2 separate regions of the Homo sapiens genome follow, and region 2 is linked to region 1. The links are chromatin loops, found by intact Hi-C in ENCODE. Cell type or tissue: HepG2. All regions are shown on one strand. Each heading gives the region's core, and the rest is flanking DNA. Links, peaks and the distances in the headings are about the cores only. Region 1 overlaps BEND7-DT (BEND7 divergent transcript). Region 2 holds the start of LOC105376420 (a long non-coding RNA gene).

The links. Peaks named below come from ENCODE experiments on the same cell type or tissue, not always from the same donor. Only the 100,000 strongest peaks of a DNase experiment are listed, where the experiment ranks them.
Region 2: it touches region 1 in a loop (10-fold over the local background); 6 of 110 quality-filtered maps call a loop at or near these places.

What each region holds. Positions count from the first base shown.
Region 1 is chr10:13,530,015-13,545,579 of GRCh38, reverse strand. BEND7-DT (BEND7 divergent transcript) reads right to left here. Exons shown (of 2, transcript XR_930674.3): 2 at 15,316-15,560. Among named protein-coding and RNA genes, the nearest start is that of BEND7, 8.8 kb to the right of the region's middle. In HepG2, for the core only: a CTCF peak has its summit at 8,644 (motif pointing right); a DNase peak (open chromatin) is centred at 8,659; H3K27me3 peaks cover 2,408 bases.
Region 2 is chr10:13,405,975-13,421,539 of GRCh38, reverse strand. LOC105376420 (a long non-coding RNA gene) reads right to left here and starts at 7,509. Exons shown (of 3, transcript NR_188196.1): 1 at 7,350-7,509; 2 at 6,284-6,692. LOC105376419 (a long non-coding RNA gene) reads right to left here. Exons shown (of 3, transcript XR_930671.3): 3 at 11,991-12,331. RefSeq lists enhancers at 4,689-4,738, 10,898-11,404. In HepG2, for the core only: a CTCF peak has its summit at 6,413 (motif pointing left); a DNase peak (open chromatin) is centred at 6,519.

The DNA of each region.
Region 1 (15,565 bases), core at 3,722-11,721:
TATAATTATTTTCAGTTTATAAACCATAAAAAATTTCATTAGCTTTCCTACTTTGTTTTTATCCTAAAATATTATCTATTATGATCATGTATTTTGTCTATCAAACTATGTTCCAAATTATCTTTGGCTGTTTCCAAAAATCAAATGCATCATTAAGGACGAATGTTTTCCCATTACTGAGACTAATAAAAATAATTTGACATAAACTCTGAAGGTGATTCCAAAACAGGAGATCGCATTGTTTTTGAACAATGCAGTGCTCAAATGCCATGTAATGCAATGAGGTGTTGATGCAAAGACTTCAGCATCCATGGTGACACCTTTAGAAGAGACAAAAACCCCACTAATTTGGAGTGTAAATTCTATGTTGCATAACAAAAATATAAGTTTATTCATCTCATGATCACATATCATATCACACAAGTATTTATGAAGAGAAAGGGAGGAAAGGAGATAAAGTCCATAACATCATAAAAGCATGAATAGATAACATCAATTTCTTTGTTAATGTTCCTGTTGGGAATACCTACGGTATGAGTCCGTTCTCATGCTGCTAATAAAGACATATCCGAGACTGGGTAATTTATAAAGGCAAGAGGTTTAATGGACTCACAGTTCCACATGGCTGGGGAGGCTTCACAGTCACGGTGCAAGGCAAAAGAGAAGCAAAGGCATGTCTTACATGGCAGCAGGCAAGACAGCATGTGCAGGGCAACTCCCATTTATAAAACCACTGGATCTCCTGAGACTTATTCACTATCATCAGAACAGTCTGGGGGAAACCTCCCCCATGATTCAATTATCTCCACCTGGCCTTGCCCTTGACACATGGGGATATTACAATTCAAGATGAGATTTGGGTGGGGGACATAGCCAAACCATATCACCTACTTTAGCTCTTCCTCGGGAATGTTTGAATGATGAAATAAGTAAGGCACTACTTTTACAGTTTCGCTGCCCAACATTGGTTTGGTTCAACTTTAATAAATCCTTGCTGCCCTGTTTTCCTCCTTCCTCACTTTAAGTCAAGGGCTTGAAGGGGGTTGCATGTAAGAGCAGCTCAGCATCATTCACATTCAGAGGAAACATCAATGTGATAGCAAAAAGAGAAAAAAGTTATTGAAATAAATATAAACACAGTCTCTCAAAAGAATGTCAAAAGGGGGATGAATCTTCCAACCCACAGCAGAAGTTCTTGAAAAGCTGATTTCACCTTTGCCTTCTCTCTGATATGGCACAGAGCCCAGCAGGACATCCCCTTCTTTCTCTTCCTATTCTTCCGTAATCCCTCTCTCTACCCCTCTCCCTCCCATGCCCCTTCCCACATGCACCCCACCGCATCCTTCTTTCTGTCCTACCCATCTCAACTTCTGAATCTGTTCTTTTCTCCTGGATGACTAGCTTGCTGCCTTTTCTCTATCAACTAAACTGGCCTTGACTTCATTTAGTTCCCTCCTTCTTTCATTAACCCAGTCCTGTACAATTCTGGGCCCAGGAACACAGCATGGGTGACAACAGAATTCTCTTTTTCAAGGCAATGAGTGGGAGAACCTGGAATCCTTAGGCACATATACATATACATATGTATATGTTGTCATAACAACACCTTACACATGGAATTATATTTCCCTAAATAGTAGTAGTAATATGGGTAACCTCATCTATATCTCTATAGTTAGGGTATCATAAAATATACCATGGTCTAGGCCCAGTGTGGTGGCTCATGCCTGTAATTCCAGCACTTTGCGAGGCTGAGGCAGGCAGATCTCTTGACATCAGGAGTTCAAGACCAGCCTTGCCAACATGGTGAAACTCCATCTCTACTAAAAATATAAAAATATAAAAATTAGCTGGGCATGGTGGTGTGCACTTGAAGTGCCAGTTACTCAGGAGGCTGAGGTAGGAGAATCATTTGAACCCAGGAGGTGGAGATTGCAGTGAGCCGAAATGGCACCACTGCACTCCAGCCTAGGCAGCAGAGCAAGAAATAATATATATATATATATATATATATATAATATATATATATATATATATATATATATATATATATATATATATATACCTTGGCCTGACTCCAGATGAACAGTTCAGGGACCAGCTATTCACCGATATATATTGCTGCCTATTTGGATAAATTGGTATTGATTTAAATGGATGGGTATCTCATCCAATTGAGAGCTATCTCATCACTGAGGCTACCTTAATCCTGGGGTCCCCCTCGTTGGACCTGACATCTCAGCACCAATTTCAAAGGCCTGGAAATTGCCAAGGACCTGGCAATGAGTGTCAAGTATCCTGTCTTCTATTCCCCAACCCCACTCCACTCTGAACTCTGAGCCCTGGGTGAAGTTCTGGGAAATGAAGGGTGAGCAAGCTGCAGGAGTAGAACTTCCCATTTACGATAGGGTTGCCAAATAAAATACAAGACACCTAGTTCAATTTGAATGCATAATTTATTAGTAGAAAGCATGAACCAAATGTTTCATGGGACATACTTATACTTTTTAGAAAAGTATTCATTGTGTGGAATTCAAATTTAACTGGGTGTTCCTGTTTGATTCACCCCCTAGATCTTGTAACCCTAATTTATGACATTTGGTGACAGAATATCAACCAGGAATACCTAATGCTTAAAATGAGAATTCTCAGGTACATAGTGCCTCTTGAGTTGCCCACAAAAATATACCTAAAACATCAGAATATTTAAAAGTCAGCCTCTAAGTACGGCAGGTCAGACAGAGGCAGTCTGAAGCATGAAGATGCTTAGGTAGCTGAAAGTGTTTTATTGGTGTACTACAGACAGAGATCAAGTCAGCTTATGCTTAAAGAGTAGATGAGGTTGGAACCCTGCGAAAATTTACTTGTCAGCATTACTTGTATAGATGAGTTCAAAGTCTCCTCTTATTCCCTGGAAAAGGCATTGGGAATTTCAAAGCAAAATACTTGCAGGAATGTTTTATTTTATTAATTATTTTTTGAAACGAGGTCTCGCTCTGTTGCCCAGGCTGGAGTACAGTGGCATGGTCTCGGCTTGCTGCAACCTCCACCTCCCGTGTTAAAGTGATTCTCCTGCCTTAGCCTCCTGAATAGCTGGTATTACAGGCACGTGCCACCATGCCTGGCTAATTTTTGTATTTTCAGTAGAGACGAGATTTCACCATGTTAGCCAGGCTGGTCTCAAACTCCTGACTTCAGATGATCCGCCCGCCTGGGCATCCGAATGTGTTGGGATTAAAGGAGTGAGCCACCGTGCTCAGCCCCATTTAGCTTTTAAACAATTATTTAGTCATATGAAGTTACACTGCTGTAGTTTCAATATCTGCTAAGAATTGGGGTGAGAGTACTTTTTTCTTTTTTTCTAAGAATAATCAGGATTGAAGATAAGAAAGTGAGTTAGCCACATTAGACTGTATTTATCACTTTGAATATTCACTTTTCTACTCAGTCTGTGTTAGATTTTTCAGGAAAAAAAATCATGAGCTTTTTGAGCACTTTTGTGATGCCTACCACTATCACTCTTTAAATTTTCCTAGTCAGTGTAGTTTGTTTTATTGTAGCATCTTTGGTCTTTAAGTTTTCTCAATTTGGCAATGTAGATTTCCTTCCAATTTTAAAACATTCGCCGGGCATGGTGGCTCACACCTGTAATCCCAGCACTTTGGGAGACTGAGTCGGGTGGATCACTTGAGGTCAGGAGTTCAAGACAAGCCTGGCCAACATGGTGAAACCCCATCTCTACTAAAAATACAAAAATTAGCTGGGTGTGTTGGCGCATGTCTGTAGTCCCAGCTATTCCGGAGGCTGCGGCAGGAGAATCACTTGAACCCAGGAGGTGGAGGTTGCAGTGAGCTGAGATGGCACCAATAAACTCCAGCTTGGGCAACAGAGAATGAGAGACTGTTTGGTCCCCGCAGTCAGTCCAGACTAAGGAGTGTGCTTGCTCAGCTCAACAGCAGTCCCCATGGTGCATGGAAGCACACAGCCACTCCCCATTGCCTGAATAGTATGGGGTCCCGAACAGGGAGTTTGGGTCGATGATGAGATGGAGCCTGAGTGAACTCAGAGCATCTCAGAGATCAGAGCAGAGAAACAAGAAGAGGCATTTTGGGTGTGTTCAGAGAAGTAGGGCAGGGTGGGGCTTCAGGGTGAAGGTTCAGGCAGGAGCAGGTGAGGGACTAGCTTGCTTTTCTTTTCACTGAAGAATTCCAAAAATTATTTCGCATCTTCTACTCTGTTTGAAAAGAATGCTATTCTACTGAAATATGACTGCAGAGTTAAAGCAAGTCTGTTAAATCTCATCGAGGAAAATAAACCTAGACTCACCCGACCTGGCAACCTCTTCCTGCATGTCCCCTCTCCCCATCCGCAAACACTGACCTGTCTGAATTCCATTCCGTGTTGCTTTTAGTGTTTTTGATGTGGTGTCTGATGTGAAACACAGCAGGTCCTTCTCATCTTAACAGCCTGCTAACCTATGCACTCACTGAATGCCGAAGCAATCTCTTAGATACCCTCATTTCCTACAGGGGCTGGAACCTAGAACAAAGTGCTGTGGACATAAGCAGGCATTGAGAGTGAATTAATGAATGCAACCTCCAAATTGCTAACATTTAAAAATACTAATTAGTGGCTGGGCGTGGTGGCTCACACCTGTAATCCCAGCACTTTGGGAGGCCAAGCTGGGCAGATAGCTTGAGGTCAGGAGTTGGAGACCAGCCTGGCCAACATGGTGAAACCCCATCTCTACTAAAAACACAAAAATTAGCCAGGCATGGCGGTGCACGTGTGTAGTCCCAGCTACTCCGGAAGCTGAGACAGGAGGATCACCTGAGCCTGGGAGGCAGAGGTTGTGGTAAGCTGAAATCACACCACTGCACTCCAGCCTGGGTAACGTAGCAAGACCCTGTCTCAAAAAATAAAAATAAAAATACTAATTAGTATAATATGATTGCTCTCAAAAATAAAACAGAATGGAATCACAGAGATTCTCTTGCCTTGACAGTTCTTAAGGCAGACTCCTTTAGAATGAGACTGAAGTGCAAAGTCGGGCAAGTGTATAATAGACTTCAGTCTCCTGAGTTGTCAGTTCGGCAACCTCCACTAGAGTTAAATTAGCCATAAGAAAATGAATGAAAGTGCCAGCATGCTATACACATCAGGAAAAAGAACAAAATGAAATCATATTGACAAAATACGTCTCTCTTTCCTCTAGAATTGTTCATTTGATCTTTGTCCCAAACCTTCCTTGACATGATTAACCAAAGATTGAAAATTGAAGATATGAGACACATAAAAGGTTATTTGAACCTGTAATCCCAGCACTTTGGGAGGCCGAGGCGGGTGGATCACCTGAGGTTGGGAGTTCGAGACCAGCCTGACCAACATGGAGAAACCCCCCCGACTTTACTAAAAATACAAAATTAGCTGGGCGTGGTGGTGCATGCCTGTAATCCCAGCTACTCTGGAGGCTGAGGCAGGAGAATCACTTGAACCCAGGAGGCAGAGGTTGCAGTGAGCCGAGATCACACCACTGCACTCCAGCGTGGGCAACAGAGCAAGACTCCATCTCAAAAAAAAAATAAAAATAAAAATAAAAATAAAAAGGTTATTTGATTATCTACTCTGGTTTTGAGGCCACATGGACAATTACACATTCCCTATAGAAATATTTTCTAGAGCTCTGTCCATTCCATTCCCAGTACTCTAAATGTCTTGAAGTCTTTTTCCGAGGAGCTTATTCCAGTTAGGCTGAAATACCTGACAGTTTTTCTAAAACTTCTATTACAATTTGTCTCATTTAAATTTTGCCCCATTACTCCTACTTAGACCCTCTTCCCGTCACTGTCTTGTAGATAATTTTCATATTCCTTTTTAGGTATAATTTAACTGTGCTTCACACATTAACTTGAGTAGACAGTATATGGTATAAATTACAGAAAACAGCGATGTGTGAAGACACTCTGTGGTGAATAAATTAAGGCATTAATTTCAGACATATCAAACTAACACTTTTTAAATTTGTGGTTCCTCTGATTGATTTTCAGACCTGTTTCCAAGGTCTTCGGAATGGCGGAATTAAATGAAAGTGATTAGTCTAAAACTTCTAGCTTTACTTCATAGGTTGGAGATTGGCCATTCCTGATATAAATATATTCATATTTAAAAAAGGAAGAATGTTAAAAAGAGAATGTAACATGGAGGGCCTGTTCAGATTGAAGGCGATGTCGGCACAGGTGAAAAAGATTGGGTTTATCAGGAGGCTGAGGCAGGATAATCGCTTGAACTGGGAGGCGGAGGTTGCGGTGGGTTTAGCAGCGCTTCAGATATGATTGCCTTAGTTGGGCAGTCGGGAGAGAATAAAGACTGTCCATTGGGAGAGGACTTCATGACCCACCGGGTATTTGCTAATGCATCTGAATGTGCTGAAGGACTGAACATGTTCATAATATGAAGGAAAGATTTTTTAAAAGGAGAACCTCCCTCAAATTTAACCAAAATCTCTATGTGCAAAGGAAAAACTTCCCAGCACAGGCTCTCCTGAGATTCGGGAATTTCTGACTTCCACACTGATAGAGAATTACAGACATGGAGCTGGCACTGAAACACACACACACACACCACAACCACCACTACCACCACCATCAGCACCACCCACATTCTTTTTCCATAATGATGTTACAAGAAAGGGGTCCGCGTCCAGACTCCAAGAGAGGAAGAATTCAGAGCGAGTCCATAAAGTGAAAGTTTACTAGGAAAGTAAAGGAATAAAAAAATGGCTACTCCATAGATAGAGCAGCCCCAGGGCTGCTGGTTGCCTATTTTCATGGTTATTTCTCAATTATACGCTAAACAAGGGGTGGATTATTTGTGCCTCCACCTTTTTTCTTTTTTCTTTTTTCTTTTTTTCTGTCTTTTTTTTTTTTTTTTTTTTTTTTTTTTTGAGACGGAGTCTTGCTCTGTAGCCCAGGCTGGAGTGCAGTGGCGCGATCTCGGCTCACTGCAAGCTCCGCCTCCCGGGTTCACGCCATTCTCCTGCCTCAACCTCCTGAGTAGCTGAGACTGCAGGCGCCCACCACCATGCCCAGCTAATTTTTTTTTTGTATTTTTAGTAGAGACGGGGTTTCACCGGGTTAGCCAGGATAGTTTCGATCTCCTGACCTCATGATCCGCCCGCCTTGGCCTCCGAAAGTGCTGGGATTACAGGCGTGAGCCACTACGCCCGGCCATGCCTTCCCTTTTTAGACCGTATAAGGTAACTTCCTGATGTTGCCATGGCATTTGTTAACTGTCCTGGCGCTGAAATGTAGCAGTGAAGATGATCAGAGGTCACTCTCGGGGCCATCTTGGGCCAGCTTCTTTACTGCAACCTGTTTTATCAGCAAGGTCTGTGTGACCTGTATTTTGTGCCGACCTCCTATCTCATCCTGTGACTTAGAATGCCTTAACCGTCTGGGAATGCAGCCCAGCAGGTCTCAGCCTCATTTTACCCAGCTCCCATTCAAGATGGAGTCGATCTGGTTCACATGCCTGGGACAGTGAGGCTTGGGAAAGAATCAAGTCTATCTCTGTTCCCAGTTTTTTCTTCACAGTATTTATCACTGATGCTACATTTTTAGTTTATTTATTATTTATCTCCCCCCACTTCCCACCTAGAATTTAAACTCCACGAGGACAGAAAATGTGTTTTGTGTTGTTCACTTCTGAGCCCCCCAAGTCTAGAAGAGTGCCTGGCTCATCCTAGGTAGTCAATAGATACTGGTTGAAGGAATGAATTCATTTACTTGGCACTGATTCTCTAAGGAATCAAAGATACACAAAGATACACTTCTCTGCTAGAAAGAGCTAGAAAAGAAAACAAAAACTTATTATACTGTGGAAAGAAGTTCTTTAAATTCCTAATGGTAAGCTTTGAGATCGTATTAATCCCTAATCAATAAAGCAGGAAGCAGCTCAAATCTGACAATCTTTTTTTTTTTTTTTTTTTTTTTTTTTTTTGAGACAGGGTCTCCCTCTGTCACCCAGGCTGGAGTGCAGTGGTGCAATTTTGGCTCACTGCAACTTCTTCTGCCTCCAGAGTTCAAGCGATTCTCCAGACTCAGCCTCCTGAGTAGCTGGGACTACAGGCATGAGCCACCACACAAGGCTAATTTTTGTATTTTGGCAGAGGTGGGGTTTCACCATGTTGGCCAGGCTGGTCTCCAACTCCTGAGCTCAAGCGATCCACCCACCCCGGCCTCCCAAAGTGCTGGGATTACAGACGTGAGCCACTGTGTCCGGCCAGATCTGACAATCTTCTTAAAGGCACTAGAGATGAGGCTCCATGAGGGCACAGGCTGTGCCTCGCTTGTCTTTTTATATTAGCTCATCCCACAGGCCTGGTATCTTGAATGAATAAGAGCCGACTGGAAGAGCTGACATAGATCACACTAGCCCCGGGGGTAAGCACTTAAGTGCATCAATTCATTCACTCTTCACAATATGTGAGAGGTACAATTAGTGTCCCAGTTTCCAGGTGAAGAAAACAAGGCATAAGAATATAGAACTACCAGTCCTTAATGGCTTGCCTCTCCGCTCCAGAGCCACCCTGCTTTGTGACCCTGGAGCTGGCGGCACATTAGGTCTTGTCAACAGAGGGCACCAGAGGGACGCCGCAGGACCACAGTCTTGGGAAGCCCCTTCCTGTGCAGGATCTGGTCCTCCATTGTTCCTGTTCAGTGTGGGAGCTCAGGGGCCACCTTGGCAGAGCTCCAGCTGCATGCTCAGGCCACAGTGTTCTTACAGGTAGCTGCTTCTGCAGACTAGCTCTGGCCCTCACCTTCTGGAAAGTCATTTGCCTGCAGCAGCCTGTGTGCTCTTAAAAAATAAGACTGAATCCCTGCCTGGGGGTGGGGGGTGAGGGGACCCTCCTCCTCCCTCCTCCTCCCTCCTTCCTTTAGCATCCCCTCTCCCTCAGCAAGAGGCAGTGGCTGCTTCTGTGCACCTGCTACTTCTGTACCCCTTAGACGCCTCCATTACCTTTTAGTAACTAACCGTCTTCTAAGACTTAACAATTATTTACATTAAATTTTCCCTGGGTATAGTATGAGTAGGGTAATATAGTGTATCAGATACAGAATTGGCCAGGGTTGTACCACCACGAAGTGATAAACCTGGGTTTCAAACCCAGGAAGTCTCCAGAGTGTATGCCATAAACTCCCATGCTACACTGTCACAAATGTTTGGGATAAAACTCGGGTTAACACTGCCTGCAGTCTGAATACTTCTAATGCTGCAGGAGGTATTTACTTACCTAGGAGTTTCATTCAATTGCAACAATGAGAATTGCAATATCATGGTAAGGTGCTCGATTTCCCCTCAGGTATGGCATGGACTAACACCAAATGACCATAAATTTGAATTTTTCAAATCACTTTCACATGCAGGATTTCACCTGTAAACAACTTGGCGGAGTTGATAAGGCACATGTTATTCTTTCTATAGAAAAGAAACTGAAGCTTACAAATAATAGAAACTTGCATGGTGAGTGGTAAGCAAGTCTCCCTAAACCCAGCCAGAATTTCATCTGCAATATCACTGTCTTGTCTCGGGGTTTAGTTACTCCAGAATCAATTTGACTGGGAGGAGGAAAAAGGAATCTCTGAAAGATCTCTACGTCCTAATCCTTGGAACTGTGAATGTTGCCTTATTTGGGGAAAAAAAAAAAAAAGGGCGGCGGGGGGAGGGTGGGGGTGGTTTGCAGGTGTGATTAGTTAAGGACCTTGTGAAGGGAGATTATCCTGGATTACATACACCTAAATGTCATTATAAGTGTCCTTATAAGAGATGAGGAGGAGACTTGCACACACAGGAACAGGAGATGGTGATGTGAAGACAGAGAGAGCAATGCAGAGATTGGAGTGATGCGGCCATAATCCAAGGAATGCCAGCATCCTGCAGAAGCTGGAAGAGAAGAGGAAAGAACAAGAAGAGGCAAGGCACAACTTTCCTCGAGAGCCTCTGGATGGACCTCAGCCTGGAGGTTGCCTTGATTTCACCCCGGGGCTACTGATGTCACACTTCTGGCCTCTCGAATGGTGAAATAGCAAATTTTTATTGTTTGAAGCCACCAAGTTTGTAGTCACTTGTTACAGCAGCCTCAGGAAACTGATACACTGATAAATTCAAGCTTAAGAGAAAAGTTTATACAGATAGAAGAAAATTTCTTAACATGACATAAAAACATTTGTAAACTCAGCTTCATTAAAATTAAGAACATTAAGATGAAAGCATGAGCTACAGATTGTGAGAAGACATTTGTAATACAAATATCCTCCAAAATACATACCTAGAATATAAAAAGAACTTCAAATGGCAAAACTGCAACTACTTTTGCACCAACCTAATAATTTTTTTTTTTTAGATGAAGCCTCCCTCTTGTCCCCCAGGCTGGAGTGCTAATGTCGCGATCTCAGCTCACTGCAACCTCTGCCTCCTGGGTTCAAGCGATTCTCCTGCCTCAGCCTCCCAGGTAGCTGGGATTACAGGCGCCTGCCACCACACCTGGCTAATTTTTGTATTTTTAGTAGAGATGGGGCTTCACCATGCTGGCCAGGCTGGTCTCAAACTCCTGACCTCAGGTGATCTGCCCGCCTCGGCCTCCTAAAGTGCTGGGATTACAGGCTTGAGCCACCATGCCCAGCCCAACCTAATAATTTTCAAAAGACCAACAACTCAAAAATGTTTGAACGGGCAAAAGATTGAAAGTGCTCATCACAAAAGAAGATGTCCAAATGACCAATACGCATAAGAAAATGTGCTTAATGTCATTGGACAATTGGGGAATGCAAATTAAAATCCCAGTGAGCTAAGATACCATTACACCCTCTCACTATGGCTAAAATTAATAGGACTGATAATATCAAGTGTTGGTGAAGATATGAGATAACTAGGACTCTCATACACTGTAAGTGGGAGTATATACGGATAGAATTACTTAGAAAAATGGCTGGGTGCAGTGGCTCATGCCTGTAATCCCAGCACTTTGGGAGGCTAAGGCGGGTGGATCACTTGAGGCCAGGAGTTCGAGACCAGCCTGGCCAACATAGCAAAACCCCGTCTCTACTAAAAACACAAAAAATTAGCTGGGCATGGTGGCACACACTTGTAATCCCAGCTACTAGGGAGGCTGAGGCAGGAGAGTTGCTTGAACCCAGGAGGCGAAGGCTGCAGTGAGCCAAGATCACACCACTGTACTCCAGCCTGGGTGACAGAGCAAGATTCAGTCTAAAATAAAAAAAAAGAAGAAAGGAATTACTTAGAAAAACTATTTTAATAGTAGTCTACTAGATCTAAACAATGTATATACTATAATACAGCAATCCTACTCATGGATATATGTGAGATAAAGTGTGCTTATGTGCACCAAAAGACATGAACAAAAATGTACAAGAATATCCATCGACAGTAAATTAAAAATTGTGCTACATTCTTATAATGAAATAATGTACAGCAATGAAAAGTGATGAACTACTGCTATAGCCAATGTCATGAATGAATCTCACAGGCATAACATTAAGCAAAAGAAGTCAGACAAAAAATAGCACACACTCTATGACACCACTTATATGAGGTTTAAGAGCAGGCAAACCCAAGCTATTGTGATAGAGGTTAGAAGTGTGGTTTCCTTGGGGGGCTATCTACTTTGAGGGGCCTCAGGGAAGCCTACTGGTGTGCTGGAAAAGTTCTAAATCTTCATCAGGGTGGGGGATACATGGATGTATATATAAGTAAAACAAATTAATTGAGATATCCACTGAAGGTTTGTGTTCCTTATCATATATAAGGTAGATCTTAAAAAGAACAAAAAAAAAGTATTTTAAAGAACCAAGTAAAAAAAAATAAGGTTCATGCATCATATTTAAGAGTCAGGAAACAGCAGACCATTCTAATTTCACTAAAAAATGGTCTTCAGAATGGATTTTTCTCATTTGCAAAATTGGAATATTAATATATACCAATCTCATAGAACTATTAAGAGTTAGATAATGCATACCTATGCTTGAGCTGTAAAAGAAGCCCCATATAAAATATAAGGTAATATTATTTGTGGAACATTCCAACTCTCATTTTCACTTATGAAATATCTTATAAATACTGCCTCCTTTCTCTTAAATTACAATCACCAAAACCAATGAAGTAAACGGGTGTAGAAACTGCATTAGGCCAGCAACACTTGGGAAACGGCAGCTAAAAGGAGGGCATCTATTCCTTCCATGACCGTCTGATGGGTGATTGTCCTAATGTTGAAAAGTGGATATTTATACATATTAAATCTTCCTGAAGGATTCCCAGAATCTATTTAATGACAGGATATTCAATTCCAGAAAATCCAATCAAAGATTATAAAAAGCCTGAAGCCCAATAATTCCATTCTGCTCATCTTCTTTCTGAGGTGTATTAATAAAACAGTTAAACAGTAATCAAGTTGTAGACATACTACATCTACGTACATAGCATGGTTCAAATCATACATTCCTTCTAAATCTGAGCTGCCCAGTATGGTCACCTGTAACTACATGTGACTATGGACAATTTGAAATTTGGCTAGTTTGAATTGATTTGTAATCTAAGGGTAAGATGCATACCAATTTCAAAACTTTGTATAACAAAAAGCATATAAACTATCTCAATAATAATATTCTCATATTATGTGTCAAAATGATAATATTTTAATGTATTCAGTTAAATAAGATAAATTATTAAAATGAATTTCATCTGTTTATTTTTACTTTTTTCAGTGTGGCTAATAGGACATTTTAAATTACATACATAGCTTGCATTGTATTTCTATTCGACAGCAGAGCTCTAAATAAAGATGAAACTTTTCATAATGCTATTCCTCTCAGGACAGTTTTCAGGAAGAGCATTTCAAGTATTAGCGGTAAGGTTACTTCAGGTTTTCTGGCCAAATTATCTGGCTTTGTCAAAGATTGAAACCAACATGTAATCTTTATAATCAAGTGGGTTTAAGCATGGCCATATAATAAAATGTTTGCCCTGCGTGATGTCATTGAATATTTGACCAATTATCTCTGATCTCCAGTAACACATAAACCTGTGGTTCTGGAACTTTAGGGGGCCTTTAAGAATGAGGCAAAGAGTGCTAGCTTCGGCAGCACATATACTAAAATTGGAAAGAATGGGGTAAAGAAATGACTTCAGTAGATCCCCTAGAAAACTTTCCAGGACCCCTCAATACAGACATTATATTTGAGTGAAAACAAGATGGCTACAGACTGATTTGTGTCCCCCACAAACTCATATGTTGAATCCCTGACTCCTAACGTGACTGTATCTGGAGATTGAACCTTTAATAGAAGGTAATTAAGGTTAAAAGAGATCATAAAGGCGGAGCCCTAATTTGATAAGATTGGTGGCCTTACAAGAAGAGGGAGAGAAAGACAGCTCTCTTCCTATGCCATGTAAGTGTAGTGGTGTGCAAGCTAAGAAAAGGGCCCTCGCCAGAAACTGACCCTGCCAGACCTAGATCTGAAACTTGCAGCCTTTAGAATGGTAAGAAAATAAGCTGCTGTTAAGTCACCCAGTATGTGGTATTTGTTAAGATAGCCCGAACAGGCTAATACAGTAGTCCCCCTTTATCCATGATTTCAGTTACCTGCAGTCACCTATGGCCTGCAAATATTGAATGGAAACTTCCAGAAATAAACAATGCATCAATTTAAAATTGTGCCCCATTTTGAGTGGCATGATGAAATCTTTAGCCAACCTGCTCCTTCCGGCCCAGAATAGGAATCATTCTTTAGCCTAGCGTATTCACATTGTCTGCACTATCTGCTCGTTAGTCACTTGTTGGCTTGGTTATTAGAAAACATAAAACAATAAAAAACACGGTATATATGGGGTTTGATGGTAACATAGTATATACGGGGTTCGGTACTATCCTCAGGTTCAGACATCCACTGAAGGTCTTGGACATACTCCCCAAGGATAAGGATCAGCTACTATATGGATACCTGCTACTTAAAGCAATCTCACTTTATGTTTTATTTTATATTTTAATTTTTTGGTAGAGACCGGGTCTCAGGATGTTATCCAGGTTGGTCTTGAATTTCTGGCCTTAAGCAATCCTTCTGTATCCCAAAATGTTGGGATTACAGGTGTGAGCCACTACACCTGGCCCCAAGCAACCTCATTTTAATTAAACATTATTATTAATTTTAATACTAAATGTGATATATACATTTTTGTTAGATAAGAGCATAGTGATTTGCACAAAATGCAGAGTAAACAGACATTTATTTTCTCTAAAAGCTAATAAGACAAGCGTAGCCTGTGTCCTCTGCAGGCCAACTCACTCATAGACCAACTTTGGAAAGCCAGGTTAAAAAGGGTCAAGGAGAAATGACTACTATTTAAAAATATTCTTACTCAAATATTTTATTCTTAACTATATCAAAAATATTCTCTTCAGTAAATGGAATTTGCATTCCCACTTGAACTGAAAATGCTAAGTTGTTAATACCTTCTCCAGGGATTTACTTCTTGGGATGACACCTTCACTGGGTTCGTCATAGTTTAAGCATAATAAAATCTCATTATATGCTCCAAAGCATGAACGATCCGGGAAGTTCCTCAGTCAGTGTAGAACTTAGCCTTACGGCTTTGAGAATAACATTTTAAAAGGCATTACATAAAGAAAGAATGGATCCCAGCCTGGGGAACAAAATTGCATGCTTTGTTTCTTTAAAAACATCCAAAACAGCCGGACGTGGTGGTTCACGCCTGTAATCCCAGCACTTTGGGAGGCCTAGGCGGGCTGATCACTTGAGGTCAGGAGTTTGAAACCAGCCTGGCCAACATGGCGAAACCCCATCTCTACTAAAATACAAAAAATTAGCTGGGCGTGGTGGCCCATGCCTGTAATCCTAGCTACTTGGGAGGCTGAGGCAGGAAAATCGCTTGAACCCGGGAGGTGGAGGTTGCAGTAAGCTGAGATCGCACCACTGCACTCCATCCTGGGCGACAGAATGAGACTCTGTCTCAAAAAATAAAAAATAAAAAAAAATCCAAAACATCTTCAGATTTTAATGCCTGATTTTAAAGAAAGGGGTGGCAGGGAAGGAAGAAACCCAAATAGGGTAGTTGCTTTAATCACTGTTACCACTAATTTTCTGAGAGCAGCAAAGCGCGTCTAAGAACTCCAATAAATCTATACTAAATTTTATATGTCCCATACATATTTTCTGGGAAAAAGGGCCCTTGAGCTTTGAACACAATCTCAAAGGAAACAGTGACTAAAAAAGGTTAAGAACCTCTTGTTGAAGGGTTTGCTTTATTGAACGGAAGAAACAGTTCTCCCTCTCCCCTCCACGCTAGGTATAACCAGCCTTCCGGATGTGCCGCCTTTGGTATCACCCAAGATCTCGGGATGGGTACCCATCCCTGCCTCCACTGCCTGGTTTGCTGGTTACCCTGCTCTTTGGTTCTGTTTCTCCATGTGTGTTTCTGCAAGCTGCCTCAATGTCCCCCTTCCTCGGCAGTTGTCCTACTCTGTGTCCCTGAA
Region 2 (15,565 bases), core at 2,710-10,709, 120 kb after region 1:
AAATCCAGAAACCACAGACTGACCGGTTATTTGGTGCTTACACACCCCACGTCTGTCCTAGATACCCTGGAGACACAGCATCAGGCTTCCTCCCCAGCAAATCTCAGTGGAGGGTGTGAAATTGGAGGCTTCTTGGCCAACTGGTCTGAGGTTGAGTTGAGCTCCTACCTTTCTCTCAACAATCTCTGGCTGGGGGAAGTTTTTCCTGGGAAATCCTCACTCACATGTGGATTTGTGGAGGCTATGCCCACCCAGACCCTCTGTTCTGACATTTTGTTCAAGAGGGCCACATTGTTCTTATAAGGCTCATAGCCACGCCGCCCTCTCCCCCAAGTCCCACCTGTTCCCAGCAGCCCTAACTCGAGTCCTTTTGTGGACAAAGAGGAACAGAGAGTAACGAGACACTGTGCTGAGCACTTTCCAGGCACGATCGCATCTCACCTTTACTGCCTCCCTGAGCGGAAGGCATCACCCTCTCTCAATCTGCCAGATGGCGAAACTGAAGCACAGACAGGTCAGGAACCTGCCCCAAGCTCACACGGCTCACGAGTGAGGGGAATGCATTTGCTCTTGAGTTTCTAAGGCCTGTGCTTTGCTGGTACACAATGCGAGAGAGGTAACCAAATGGCCTTGAACTCCTCTCCCTCCAAGGTAACCACAGGGAAAGGTCCAGCCAGGACCTGGCCGGGTTAGTGCTTGTGACATTTTGTCTCTGGAAGTTTCAGAATCTGTCACTGCAGAGGCTGGCAGGGATGTGCTTTTCACAGGCCACAGTGGCTCATGCCTGTAATCCCAGTGCTTTGGGAGGCCAAGGTGGGAGGATAGCTAGAGGCCAGGAGTTTGAGACCAGCCTGGGCAACAGAGCAAGACCCCATCTCTACAAAGAAAAAAAAAAGTACTGTGCCACTCAAAGAGACCCAAAAGATTACTTCCAGCTCCACAATGAGGCAAACACAGAAAGTGAGAGTAAGCGTTCAGGAGCACCCACACACATTTAACAGACCAATGCTATGTTGCAAGAATCTAGTCATAAAAAAGAAACGAGCTTATATTTTCTATGGTTTTTTAATACAAAAATTTCAATTTCTCATCACATACTAGAGCCCACTGCAAATAAACACCTGGGTCCTGGCCGGGCGCGGTGGCTCACACCTGTAATCCCAGCACTTTGGGAGGCCGAGCCGGGTGGATCACGGGGTCAGGAATTCAAGACCAGCCTGGCCAAGATGGTGAAACCCCATCTCTACTAGAAATACAAAAATTAGCTGGGCCTGGTGGCATGTGCCTGTAATCTCAGCTACTCAGGAGGCTGAGGCAGAGAACTGCTTAAACCCGGGAGGCGGAGGTTGCAATGAGCCAAGATTACGCCACTGCACTCCAGCCTGGGCGACAGAGCGAGATCTCCGTCTCAAAAAAAAAAACAAACCTGGGTCCTTACCACTGATAGTTTGAGAAGCCCTGCTGAGACAGCGGTCTCAGTCACTGACTAAGGATAAAATGACATGGAAAAAGCTGGAGCCCGGGAAATGCAGGGATTCTCTCCAGCTGCAAGGGCCACGCGGGGGATGTCCAGCCACCAACGTGAGCCCCTCAGCTGCCAACGGCACCCTTAGTAAGGGGCTTTCTGGAATAGTCAAATGGATAGTGCCCTGGAAGTTGAGAATTTGGCTTTTAGTCTCAGGTTTGGGTTTTTTGTTTATTTTTGAGACGGGATCTGGCTGTGTCACTCAGGCTGGAGTGCAGTGGCACGGTCTTGGCTCACTGCAGCCTCAACCTCCCATGGCCCTGGTTTAGTGGTGTGACCTTGTGCCAATCATTTAATCCTCTGTCCGCTGATTTTCTCATCTGTAAGCTGGAGATCATAATACTGGTGCCTGCCTCATAGGGTTATTCTGTGGAATAAACGTGTTAATTTGTGAGCGTTCAGAGCAGTGCCTGAGTGCTATGTATGTGTTCACTATTATTACAATTAGGTAGAAGTCATTTTTCCTTCTTAAGCCTGTATTCTACTGAAATAGTTTTTAAACTACTTTTTTGGGATATTCCTTTGTGGAGGAGGTGTTTCAAGACTTCCGTAAGCATCTGACTTACATTTAATTTTTTTTTTTTTTTTTGAGACACATTCTCGCTCTAGTGCACAGGCTGGAGTGCAATGGTGTGATCTCAGCTCACAGCAACCTCTGCCTCCCGGGTTCAAGCAATTCTCCTGCCTCAGCCTCCTGAGCAGCTGGGAGTACAAGCGCACGCCACCACACCCGGCTAATTTTTGTATTTTTAGGAGAGATGGGGTTTTGCCATGTTGGCCAGAATGGTCTCAAACTCCTGAACTCAAGTGATCCACCTGCCTCGGCCTCCCAAAATGCTGGGATTACAGGCGTGAGCCACTGTGCCCGGGCTGTTCCAACTGTTTACCACAAAACTAGGCCTGCAGCTCTGGCCATTCATTTCTCAATTATCTGGGGAGAAATAGGGACGAGGCTGGGGATATAGGAGAAGGACCTCCTGACGGGACAGCAGGAAACCAGCCTGCCATTAACCACCCAGTGACCTCGGGCAAGTGCATGAACCTCCCAGCCCCTGAGGGTATGGGGCTCTGCCACCCTCTGTATCTTGAAGCAGGTGCTTTTGACAGCAGCGCCTCCTGTCCTTTAGATGAGTGGTCCCCGACCTTTCTGGTACCAGGGACCAGTATCATGGAAGACAATTTTTCCGTTGTCCTGGTGTGGGGGAAGGTTTCAGGATGATTCAAGCACACTACATGTATCGTTCACCTTATTTCTATTATCATTACATTGTAATATATAATGAAATAATTCTAGGCCGGGTGTGGTGGCTCACGCCTGTAATCCCACCACTTTGGGAGGCTGAGGTGGGTGGATCACTTGAGGTCAGGCGTTCAAGACCAGCCTAACCAACAAGGAGAAACCCCATCTCTGCTAAAAATACAAAATTAGCCGGGCATGGTGGCCCATGCCTGTAATCCCAGTTACTTGGGAGGCTGAGGCAGGAGAATCGCTTGAACCTGGGAGGCGGAGGTTGGTGTGAGCCGAGATTGAGCCATTACACTCCAGCCTAGGCAACAAGAGTGAAACTCTGTCTCAAAAAGAAAAAAAAGAAAAGAAATAATTCTACAACTCACCATAATGTAGAATCAGTGGGAACCCTTAGCTTGTTTTCCTGCAACTAGATGGTCCCATGCAGGGGTGACGGGAGACAGTGACAGATCATCAAGCATTAGATTCTCATAAGAAGCGTGCAACCTAGATCCCTGGCTGCGCAGTTCACAGTAGGGTTTGTGCTGCTGCTGATTTGAGAGGAGGCGGAGCTCAGGCTGTAATGTGAACGATGGGGAGCAGCTGTAAACACAGATGAAGCTTTGCTTGCTCGCCCGCCACTCACCTCTGGCTGTGTGGGCCTGATTCCTAACAGGCCACTGGCCAGTACCAGTCCATGGCCCAGGTGTTGGTGACCCCCGCTTTAGATAACCAAACAAGCAGCCAGGCCCTGACATAGACTCATGTAGAACCCCACCCTCTTCCCACTCCATTTTCGAGGCCATCCTGGTAATAAGAAAGTAACCAAAAGACAGCAAAGAGAAGGAAGAGGGCCTGCATGAGGATCTCACCCCAAGACCGGGCTAACTGTGGTTTTGGGCTCCTGTCCTTTGCCTGGGAAACCTGAGCGTGTCTTTGCAGTTGCTCCCATCCACAGGCCTCTGTCCGACTGGCTTTCATCCCAGCCCACTTAACTTTCCTGCCCAAGAGATACCTGTGGTTTCCACCAGCCGCATGCTACTCCCCCGCCTGAAATGCTCCTACTCCTTCCTGCCCTCGGGGACCAACCAGACCCAGCCTGAAGGCCCAGCTCAGTCCCTCCTGCTTCCCTGCCTCCCTTATCTCCTTATTGTTTATGGCCCTGTTTCACTCCTGCCCCTGTGCTATCCCACAGACCTGACATTTGCACAGCATTCATGGTTGACAGGGCATGTTCACTGAACCCTCAAAATACATTGATCTGTCAGCTTCTAAAACAAATCACCAGCTCTGGTATCTTAGGGCTACTGTAACAAAACGCCATACATTGGGTGGCTTCTCAACACAGAAATCGAATCGTTCTGGAGGCTGGAGATCCAAGAAGTCCAAGATCAAGGCAGATTTGGTGTCTGGTGAGGGTGTGCCTTCTGCTTCATAGACAGTGCCTTTATGCCGTGTCCTCACAGGGTGGAAGGGGTGAGAGGGTTCCCTTGGGCCTCTTTTATAAGGGCACCAATTCCATTCACGAAGACTCCACCCTTGGGACCTAATCACTTCCCAAAGGCCGATCTCCTAATACCATCACCTCAGGGGTTAAGATTTTAACACAGAAATTTTGAAGGCACACAAACATTCAGACCACACATCCAGGGAGCTGAGTGGGATTTGTGCCCCCACCTGCCTGCCTAGTGTCACTGGATAGCTGCCTACAGTGGAGGGCTGGCAAGGGACTATTGTGCACTTTATGTACACACACCACCTCCTGTGAGCTTGGCATAACACCCGTGAGGTGGGTGGTGGCTTCTTTTTTAGAAACTTCAAAAGTGAAGCTCACTTTCAGTCTGGGCTCAGACTTGACATCTGGTATACCAAACTGTCTTACAAAGAAATAAGCAGAAGCTGATCACATGCTGAAGCTCAGGGCCAATGCAGAGCCCATAAGAGTCAGAGATAGGTCCAGCCCTGTCTATACGATGCCAAAGCCCCTCTCTCCCACCTCAGTTTCAGCCAGGCCTTGCCAGTCCACCCTTCTCCCTCCTCTGTCACCCCTGCCCTTGCCCCTCAGTGGTTGAGGCTCTACAAAGCCCCCTGGCAGTCAGGGAACACGGAACCCTAGAATCCTGAGAGGAGGGTCTGGACAAGGCAAATCAGTTCTCTACCTGGGAGTCACACAAGACCTCCTCTCCACGTAGAGAGCAAATCAGAGGCGGGGCTGTTGGGTACCAAGGGGGCATCTGTCCACTAGGAAATGTGCAGGGGCATCACTTTTGTTTAGGGTTGGATTTGGGTTGGTCGGCACAGTGGCTTGGATCCAGAGCCACTCGGATATTTGATGGCGTTGAGGATAGCCCTGCCAAACACCCTGCACCAAGCAAGTCAGTCCTGTAGAAGGAAGGTCTGCCCACGCTGCTAGTACGTCCCTGTGAGGAATCACTGAGTCCCATCAGCTAGCTTTTCCTTTAGTATCCTCTCCTTATTGTTTATCATCTTGACATTGGCCCAAAGGGCTCAGTCCAGCACTCTGGACTCCACTGCCTGCTCTCAGGCTGCTGGAGGAGACCGGCATCCAGAAACACGTGACCGAGCCTCTGTGCACTCGGGACTTTTAATCTCCTTAATTGAAACTGGCCTCTTGGGAGGCAGATCTGCATTGGCCCTGAGCTTCAGCATGTCATCAACTTTTGCTTATTTCTTTTAAAGATCAATTGACACACCATAGTATCCAATCTTCTCCCTGAATATCGGACCTATTTGCCAACCAGAAGCAAAACCAGAAACACACACACTTAGAAAAACAGCTCAGGAAACAAAAGTGCCTGATAAAAATATGGAGGGAAACATTCTGTCTCATGGTGACTTAGCGTTATACAAAAGGCCAGTCAAAACTCCATTACCAAGGAAAGATGTAATCACATGGGAAAGGAGAGATGGGAGAGGTTGGGGGAAGAGTAAGCTGCCTGAAGCTCACAAGATAAATAAGCTGGGCTGGAGAATATCTAAGAACCAGCTGCAAAAAAAAGATAAAAAGGGAAGAAAAGTGAAACATCTTTTTTTGTTTGTTTGTTTGTTTTTTGAGACAGAGTCTCACTCTGTTGCCCAGGCTGGAGTGCAATGGTGCGATGATCTTGGCTCACTGCAACCTCCATCTCCTGGGCTCAAGCAATTTTCCTGCCTCAGCCTCCCAAGTAGCTGGGATTACAGGCATGCGCCACCACGCCCAGCTAATTTTTGTATTTGTAGTACAGATGGGGTTTCACCATGTTGCCTAGGCTGGTCTTGAACTCCTGGCCTCAAGTGATCCGCCCACCTCAGTCTCCCAAAGTGCTGGGATTATAGGCGTGAACCACATTCCCAGACAAAATATCTTTTTAAATTGAAAGAAAACCAACATCAAGAGATTCGTTTGAGTGTCCAGATTTGTGTTCATCCAGATATACCACGATCACTCCGAAGCAGCTAGAGCTGGTTTACAAACCAGCTTGGCAGGTCATATCTCTTGGCAAAGCCTCTGATAAGGGCCCCTTACCTACCAGACTGATCGTATATCCTGGACATATCTCTCTGGGGCTCTCCTGTGCAATGCTGGTGGGTCATTTCACCAACTGGGCACTGGGCTTTGAAAGAACAGTCCTAGTTGGGGTGGCGCCACCTTGTGACTTCCAAGCTCTTGGTTCTGTTTCTGCACCAGCTGCATGGGATTAACACCAGGGCAAAAGAAGCAAGAGGCAGGACCTTAGAGGCAAGAAAGCCCAGCACTGACAAGTCAATTAATCACTACTGTGCATGTCAAACTCAGTGCAAACACCTTGCTTCCTGTTCTTCTGAAGATCAAGTCCAGAGTCCAGATTTTAAAAGCACAAACATCCAGCTGTTTTGCTGTTGGAAAGTTCCACTTACAAATCAATTCAAGGAGAAAGTACTTCTTAGTCTCCATGTTCCCTACATAGAGGAAAAAAAACATTTTGTCTACCCTCCTATGTTCAGTTACTGAAGCCTGCAAATTAAATGGATAAAAGCCAGATTAACAAGAGAAATATATAATAATTTTATTTGATGCTAATATTTTTTCTTACACAGGAGGCCTCACAGAAAATAAGACCCCAGGCTGGGCACGGTGGCTCTTGCCTGTAATCCCAGCAATTTGGGAGGCTGAGGCGGGTGGACCACTTGAGGGCAGTTGTTCAAGACTAGCCTGGCCAACATGGTGAAACCCTGTCTCTACTAAAAATACAAAAATTAGCTGGGTGTGGTGATGTGCACCTGTAAGTCCCAGCTACTTGACTTGGGAAGCTAAGGTAGGAGAATCACTTGAACCTGGGAAGCAGAGGTTGCAGTGAGCTGAGATTGTGCCACGGCACTCCAGCCTGGGCAATAGAGTGAGACTCTATCTCAAAAGACAAAAAAGAAGAAGACCCCAAAAAAGTAGTCAGACTCAGGGGTTTATATACCATTTTAACAAAGGGTGATAAATTGTGAAGTGACTAGACAAAGGAAAGCAGATCATTTAGGCTTCTAGGAGTGGTAAATTGTGGAAAGATAACTAAGAAATGTACAGTAGATAAGGGATGAATAGTTGGATTTGTTAGGCAGACTCACCTTGGTAATGTCTCCAGTGATAAGTCATCTCCAGTGATTAACAGTTATTCTCCTCTTCTGGTATTGGAGAGAGGCACCACTTCACAATTCCTTTACAAGTGGAAATTTATGTTACCTTTACAAAGGGAAACGTGGCCTGCTTTTAGGCAGAAAGAAGAAGGACAGAGAGCTTTTCCTGTGGCTGTATTTTCCCAATTGCCTTCAGCTCAAAATAATCCTTAAACCAAAGTGGCATATTCTGGGCCCCTTCACCTAGCAGCAGGAAAGTGACGTAATGATGAAGGAGAGGGTGAACGCTGTAAAGACAAGGGCTGTAACATCATCCATCATCACTAAACCAGGGTCTAAGGGTGCTGAACATATAGTAGGCACTCAATAAATATATGTTGAATGAATAAATAAATCAGTGGCTGGCTGGCTGGCTGGATGGATGGATGAATATTGGATAAAATAGGATTGGAGCAACTACATAGTGTGGAAAAGAAAATTGCAGCTTATCGAATGCTGGCTCCCATAAAATACCACCAAGGCAACATGTTGATAAAGCAAAGCTCATGGCAGTAAGAAAAAGCACTACCCTGGTGGTCATAACAATGTCTGAGTGGGACAGATAAATTCAGAGTGTTTATGATGTTTAAGAGTCTGGTTTAAGGAAGGTCTTTCAGTGTGGGGAAGTCTAAGATTGAATAGGATCATGATATAATCCAAGATCATGGAGATAGCAAGGTGAGTTAACAGTCATTTGTTGCAATCTACCAAAGTTAGGCAGTTTTAAGTAAGTTCAGGGGAAATTCCTAAAACAAACACTAAAGTTACTTGCAATCTTTAGCTTTCTGGGCAAGTGTTTCCTGCCACAGTGAAATCATGTTGGTTGATACAGTTTGGATCTGTGTCCCCGCCCAAATCTCATGTCGAACCATAATCCCCAATGTTGGAAGTGGGTCCCAATGGGAGGTGATTGGATCATGGGAGTGGATCCTTCATGAATGGCTTAGCACCTTCCCCTCCATGCTGTTCTCATGATGGTGAGTGAATTCTCATGAGATCTGGTTGTTTGAAAGTGTCTGGCAGCTCCCCCACCACATCCTCCTGGTCCAGCCATGTAAGACGTGCCTGCTTCTCCTTCACCTTCCATCATGATTGTAAGTTTCCTGAGGCCTCCCCAGAAGCAGAAGCCACTATGCTTCCTGTACAGCCTGTGGAACCGTGAACCAATTAAACTTCTTTGCTTTATAAGTTGCCCCATCTCAGGCATTTCTTTATAGCAATGTGAGAACAGACAAATAGATTGGTAAAGACAGTGGAATAGTAAAGTCATGTTACGAAGACCACATGGTAGTAGTCATATAATGCAGACATAAGCAAGCTTATGTGGGTTTCGGTGGTTTCAGTCCTCAAGCTAATGGTCTTAAGTAAACTCTTCTTCCACAGTGTGGCACATACAGACAAGTAAACCACGTTTGTCCACAGGAAGACCAGCAGACCTTAAGTGGGCCCCAAGATAGAGGTGATGGTTAATTTCTGGTCATCGAGGCTGAGCCATATAAAGGAGAGGTAATTCAGGAGGCCAGGCACAGTGGCTCACACCTGTAATCCCAGCACTTTGGGAGGCCGAGGCAGGCAGATCACCTGAGGTCGGGAGTTCGAGACCAGCCTGACCAACATGGAGAAACCCCAACTCTACTAAAAATACAAAAAAATTAGCTGGGTGTGGTGGCACACGCCTGTGATCCCAGCTACTCGGGAGGCTGAGACAGGAGAATCACTTGAACCCAGGAGGCAGAGGTTGCAGTGAGCCAAGATCACACCATTGCACTCCAGCCTGGGCGACAAGAGGGAAACTCTGTCTCAAAAAAACAAAAAGAAAAGAAAAGAAAAGAATTGAAAACAAGGACTGAAATACATACCTGTATGCCAATGTTCATAGCAGCACCATTCACAACAGCCAAGAGGTGGAAATAACTCTAGTGTTTATCAACAGATAAATGGATAAATGGTATATCCATATGATGGGAGCTTTTTCAGCCATAAAAAGGAATGACATTCTGACACATGCTGCAATATGGATGAACCTCAAAAACATTATGCCAAGAGAAATAAGCTCAACACAAAAGAACAAATATTGCATGATTCCACTTCTATTAAATACCCAGAATAGGCAAATTCATAGAGACAAAGTACTTTAGAGGACACCAGGGACTGAGGGGAGGGGAAATGGGGAGTCACTGCTTAATGGGTACAGAGTTTCTATTTGGAGCAACAAAAAGTTTTTGAAATAGATAGTGGTGATGGTTGCACAACATTATGAGTGGAATCGATGCCACTGAATTGTACACTTAGACATAGTGAAAATAGCCAGGTATGGTGACCTGTTATCCCGGCACTTTGGGGGCCTGAGGCAGGCAGATCACGTGAGCCCAGGAGTTTGAGACCAGCCTGGGCAACATGGCGAAACCTCATCTCTACAAAAAAAAAAAAAAAAAAAAAAGCTGAGTGTGGTGGCACACGCCTGTAGTCCCAGCTACCCAGGAGGTAGAGGTGGTAGGATTACCTGAGCCCAGGAAGTTGAGGCTGCAGTGAACCGTGATCACGCCACTGCACTCCAGCCTGGGTGACAGTGTAAGACCCTGTCTCAGAAAAAAGACAGTCTCACAATTAAAATAAAATGTCTCACAAATAAAAATTAAAGCGCACACACACACATACACATATAAAACTGCGTGTGTGTGCATGCTTTCTTGTTAATTGTGGCAAATCACTATATTATATATATTTTATCACAATTTTTTTAAGTTGTAAAATAAGAAAAATGAAAAATTCCAAGATGGCAGCAGCATAGCATTAACCAAGTCCAGGGTCCTTCTGAGCATGAGCTCTGTGTGAAGCCAGCCCTGCTGAGAGGACGCAGAGCCCAAATCTAGGTGTCATTCCAGCTCCTGGAGACCGAGAGTGAAAGAAAGTGCCTCACTGGGCACTACTTCTGGACTCCAGAATCTACTCAGTGATCAACGAGGATGATCAGGTGGCTCACGCCTGCGGTCCCAGCACTTTGGGAGGCCAAGGCAGATGCATCGCTTGAGGTCAGGAGTTCAATACCAGCCTGGTCAACATGGTGAAACCCTGTCTCTACTAAAAATTAAAAAATTAGCAAGACATGGTGGTGCACGCCTGTAATTCCAGCTACTCATGAGGCTGAGGCAGGAGAATCACTTGAACCCAGAAGGCAGAGGTTGCAGTGAGCCGAGACTGTGCCACTGCACTCCAGCCTGGGCGACAAGAGTGAGACTCCATCTCAAAACAAACAAACAAACAACAACAACAACAACAAAAAAAACATATATTAGTACCAATGAGAGGTGGAGAAGGGAATGAAAAGGTGGGCAAGGCATAGCTTTGTCCCAAGAAACCTAATAAAAATCAGATTGCTTGCCACCTTGGCCACTCGCATCTTTGGTGATCAATCCTTGATCTGGGCTTTACTGAGCAAAAAGAGTGCCCTCGTGGCAAGCCAAACCAAACCAGTGACCTCAAGATGAGCTTCCAGAGCCTGGAGGCTACCTCTTGCTTGCAGCAAAAATATACACGTTCACTCACGGCCTTCAGCTCTTTCACCTCTGGGTGATCACTCAACGGGAGGGTGGGGACTCTGCCTGCTGCCAGAGACCAGATCCCAAACCAAACATCCCCCATTAAAGTTATAAGAAACAGTTCTCTGGCTCCAACCCTGTCTACCATTTGAGTGCCTCAGCCACCCAAAAGCTTCTCTCACCATTTCTGGGACATTTCATGGGTATTTGTGATTCTCTCAGCAACCCCATAGTACGCAAAACTTCCTCCAATTCTAACACTGGTTTTCCACAAGGATAGGCGCTGCCTCCACCTCTGAAAGCCTGGAAGCCCCAGGAAGGTGCCTCACCCCAGTCCTGCCTCCTACGCACATGCCTGTGGCCAAGCAGGACGTCAATCCAGCCCCTGTGCTATGCTCTTCCTCCCTAAAGAGGAGAGAAGCCTGAATCACCCCCAGCGCCCCAGCATGGGGCCATGGTGTAGGTTCTCAGGTACTCCTAAGATCCTGAGGAAGGTCTGGGAGGACGATGTGTGGCCTTGCTGGGCTAAAAGTTGCCTTTCGGGGTTGGTGCCAGGCCTGGGATCTGCCCCAACAGCCCTCCAGGCAAATCCGGATGGGGCCTGAATCCTGGAGATTTCAGTTTGATCTGCAGCTCCTGACACACCAGAAGTGCAGGGCCCAGGCTGCTGCAGCCAAAACATCACAATACACCTTCAGTCCCAATCCCTTCTCCTCTAACGCACTAGGACTACCGATATCACAAGCACGAGCCTGGCTTGAGAGACGGGAGCATAAAACAGCACAATGTTCCAGTTACCGCCTTTTGGGGGTTTTGAGTGAAACCACTCTTCTTTTAATACGGTAGTGAACAGATCAGCTTTTTCAAATTTTTTTTTTAACCGTTAGATATTAACCTTTGGAAAATGTGCTGAAATAGTGCCCCCTAACGGGGGTCCTTCACCACCACACTCTGCTTTCACGTTGCCACCCATCTGTTACAGGAAAAGGACCCTGATCCAGACCCCAAGAGGGGTTCTTGGATCTCACCTAAGAAAGAACTCAGGGTGAGTCCATAGAGTAAAGTGAAAGTTTATTAAGAAAGTAAAGAATCAGGCACAGTGGCTCACGCCTGTAATCCCAGCACTTTGGGAGGCCGAGGCAGGCGGATCATGAGGTCAGAAATTCGAGACGAGCCTGACCACAAGGTCTGGACTTCGAGAGCTGCCTGGTCAATATGGTAAAACGCCATCTCTACTAAAAATGCAAATATTAGCCAGGCGTGGTGGCGCTTGCCTTTAGTCCCAGCTACTCGGGAGGCTGAGGCAAAAGAATTGCTTGAACCTGGAGGCGGCGGTTGCAGTGAGCAGAGATCGTGCCACTGCACTCCAGCTCGGGCGACAGAGTGAGACTCCATCTAAAAAAAATAAATAAATAAATAAATAAAGTAAAGGAATGAAGAATGGCTACTCCATAGACAGAGCAGCCCCCGGGGGCTGCTGGTTGCCCATTTTTATGGTTCTTTCTGGATGATATGCTAAACAACGGGTGGATTATTCACGCCTCCCCTTTTTAGACCATATAGGGTAACTTCCTGACGTTGCCATGGCATCTGTAAACTGTCACAGCGCTGGTGGGAGTGTAGCAGTGTGGACCACCAGAGAACACTCTTGTCGCCATCTTGGTTTTGGTGGGTTTTGGCCGGCTTCTCTACTGCAACCTGTTTTATTAGCAAGGTCTTTACGACCTGTATCTTGTGCTGACCTCCTATCTCATCCTGTGACTTAGAATGCCTTAACCATCTGGGAATGCAACCCAATAGGTCTCAGCCTCATTTTACCCAGCCCCTATCCATTCCTGAGAGCTTCCTTTGCCAAAAATGTGCCTTTAACAATAAGAGCTAACATTTACTTAACACGTTCTTAATCTGAGGCTGGGTCGCATGATCTCATTTCATTCTTACAACAACCCTGTAAGAGAAATATTATCTCTCCCTTGCAAAACAGAGAGCATGTTCAGGAAGGTTAAGTGACTTCCCCAACATCACAGGCTAGTTTGTGGGGCTAAGATTCTTCCTTATCCACATGCTGTCAGGATCCAGACGAGACGTTTATCCTCCTATACCCGGGCTTGAATTCCAAGGAACCACTGGGCAGCCTTCACATGTACAAATGTAGGCACAGTGAGCTGATTTGTAATAATAACAGCCAATATCTGAGTACCTACCAAGTGCCAGGCAATATACATAGAGTCTTTCATTTAACAACTCAAATGTGTATATATATATATATATATATATACTTTCTCTTTTTTTCAGATGGCGGAGTCTTGCTCTGTCACCCAAGCTGGAGTGCAGTGGCGTGATCTCAGCTCACTGCAACCTCTGCCTCCTGGGTTCAAGAGATTCTCCTGTCTCAACCTCCTGAGTAACTGGGATTACAGGCACGCACCAATACACCCGGCTAATTTTTGTTTTTGTTTGAGACAGAGTTTCGCTCTTGTTGCCCAGGCTGGAGTGCAATGGTGTGATCTTGGCTCACCACAACTTTTGCCTCCCGGGTTCAAGCGATTCTCCTGCCTCAGCGTCCCGATTAGCTGGAATCACAGGCGTGTACCACCATGCCCGGAAATTTGTTTTGTATTTTTAGTAGAGACAGTTTCTCCATGTTGGTCAGGCTAGTCTCGAACTCCCGACCTCAGGTGATCCACCTGCCTCAGCCTCCCAAAGTGCTGGGATTACAAGCATAAGCCAGCCACTGTGCCTGGCAACAAGATATATATTTATCCCCATTTTACAGATGAGGCTCCTGGAGCTCAGAGTTTGAGCAACATCCCTGACTATGAGGAGTCATTGACAACTTGGGCTCTGGAGCCCAACTGCTTAGTTCAAATCCACCTCCCCTACTTACTAGCTGTATGACCTCGGACAAGTTAGTTGACTTCTCTGTGCCTTCATTTCCCCATCTGTACAACAAATGACAGTACCTATCTCATAGGATTACTATGAGAATTCAATGAGTGCTCAGAACTGTCCCTGTTACCTAGTCAGAGCTCCATAAATAGGCAGGTTGTTGTTATCCTCCTCCAAAGTCCATGCTTTTGCTCCATGAGATGGCTTTGTCGCCCAATCTCTACTGAGAGATTAAGAATATGCTGCACATTAAAATATACAGGTTTCTTTTTACTGCAGTAATGCTAAATGCTTAGATGAAGGAAGAGATCAAAGGTAGTCCAAATTCACCTACATTACAATTCTCCCTGACGTTCTCAGGGCAGTGACGCTAAGCCAAGAGAATGAGCTCCATTTAGACCTCTCTTCCTTCCACCGGCATCTTCCTCCTTTCCCTTCTCACTAGGCTCTCGAGGGTAAGTTCATCTTTTTGGAATTGCAAGGGCAGTTGCTGCAAATGTCTGCACTCACTATGTCTTATTAGGTTAGTCCCTTGTCTGGTACTAGGAGAAAGGTCTGAAGATCTGGAGTTGATTTCTGGCCCAGCTATTTACTGTGTGACCAGCTATAAGTCCCCTAATCCCTGAGCTTCTATTTTGCCATCTGTGTAAAACAACCACCTCCCCAGACTTACATGAGAATCAAATTAATGATGTGTGTTAATACGCAAGATGGGGGCCAGCAAGGTGGCTCACATCTGTAATCCCAGCACTTTGGGAGGCTGAGGCAGGAGGTTCACTTGAGCCTAGGAGTTTGGGACCAGCCTGGGAAACATAGCAAGACCCCGCATCCCCATCTCTACAAAAATAAAAAAATTAGCCAGATGTGGTGGTACACATCTGTAGCCCCAGCTACTTGAGAGGCTGAGGTTGGAGGATCTCTTGAGTCCAGGAGTTCCAGGCTGCAGTGGGCTAATTGCATCACTGCACTCTAGCCTGGGTGACAGAGTCTCACTCTGTCTCAGGAAAAAAAAAAAAAAAATTAACATGTAAGATGGTTTGTAAACCGTAAATTACAGTGCCTGGGAGAAATCAGGTCCCTTTGATTCACCTGGCAGGAAATCTTGCGTCTTCGCTTTCCCAGCCATCACTCTGAGTTGCAGTTGGCTTGCTGAGAACATTCTGTAAGAAGCTGCCTAGATTTCACCTTCCTTGGGGCAGGCTGGGGATGGGAGAGTGTCAGGGAGACTCCTGTGGTAAGCACCTCTCTGCTGAAAGAACTTTTAGCAGTAACAGAGTGTGAAGGAGGAGGCCTAGGTGAGGATGGAGAGGGTGGGGCAGGGAAGAACCCTACCAGTGAAATTGGTTTAGAACAGCCCAGTGCCCATGGGGGTAGATTGGGGAATACATGAGATGCCTTGCTAAGTCTGGAACAAGCTTCTCAGGAAGGGGAAACTGACCCTGCTCTAGGGAGATTGGAAAGCTCTTAGGGATAGGGTTAAGTGAAAGCATTTCTTTTTTGACACTGAATCTTCCAACTTAGGTGAAGGATAAATGTCAAAAAAGAGATAAATGTCATGCATCACTCTGGAAATGCCCAATCCACCTACTCCAGAGTACTGATCAGGGACTTAAGAATGGAAAAATTTGGCATTTGATGACTTGTCACAAGAACTATGGACCCTGCCCGAGTTACTGTCAATGGTGAAATCAGTGACGACACATCTGGGCTCCCTGTTAACACCAAGTGTGTATGTAACAA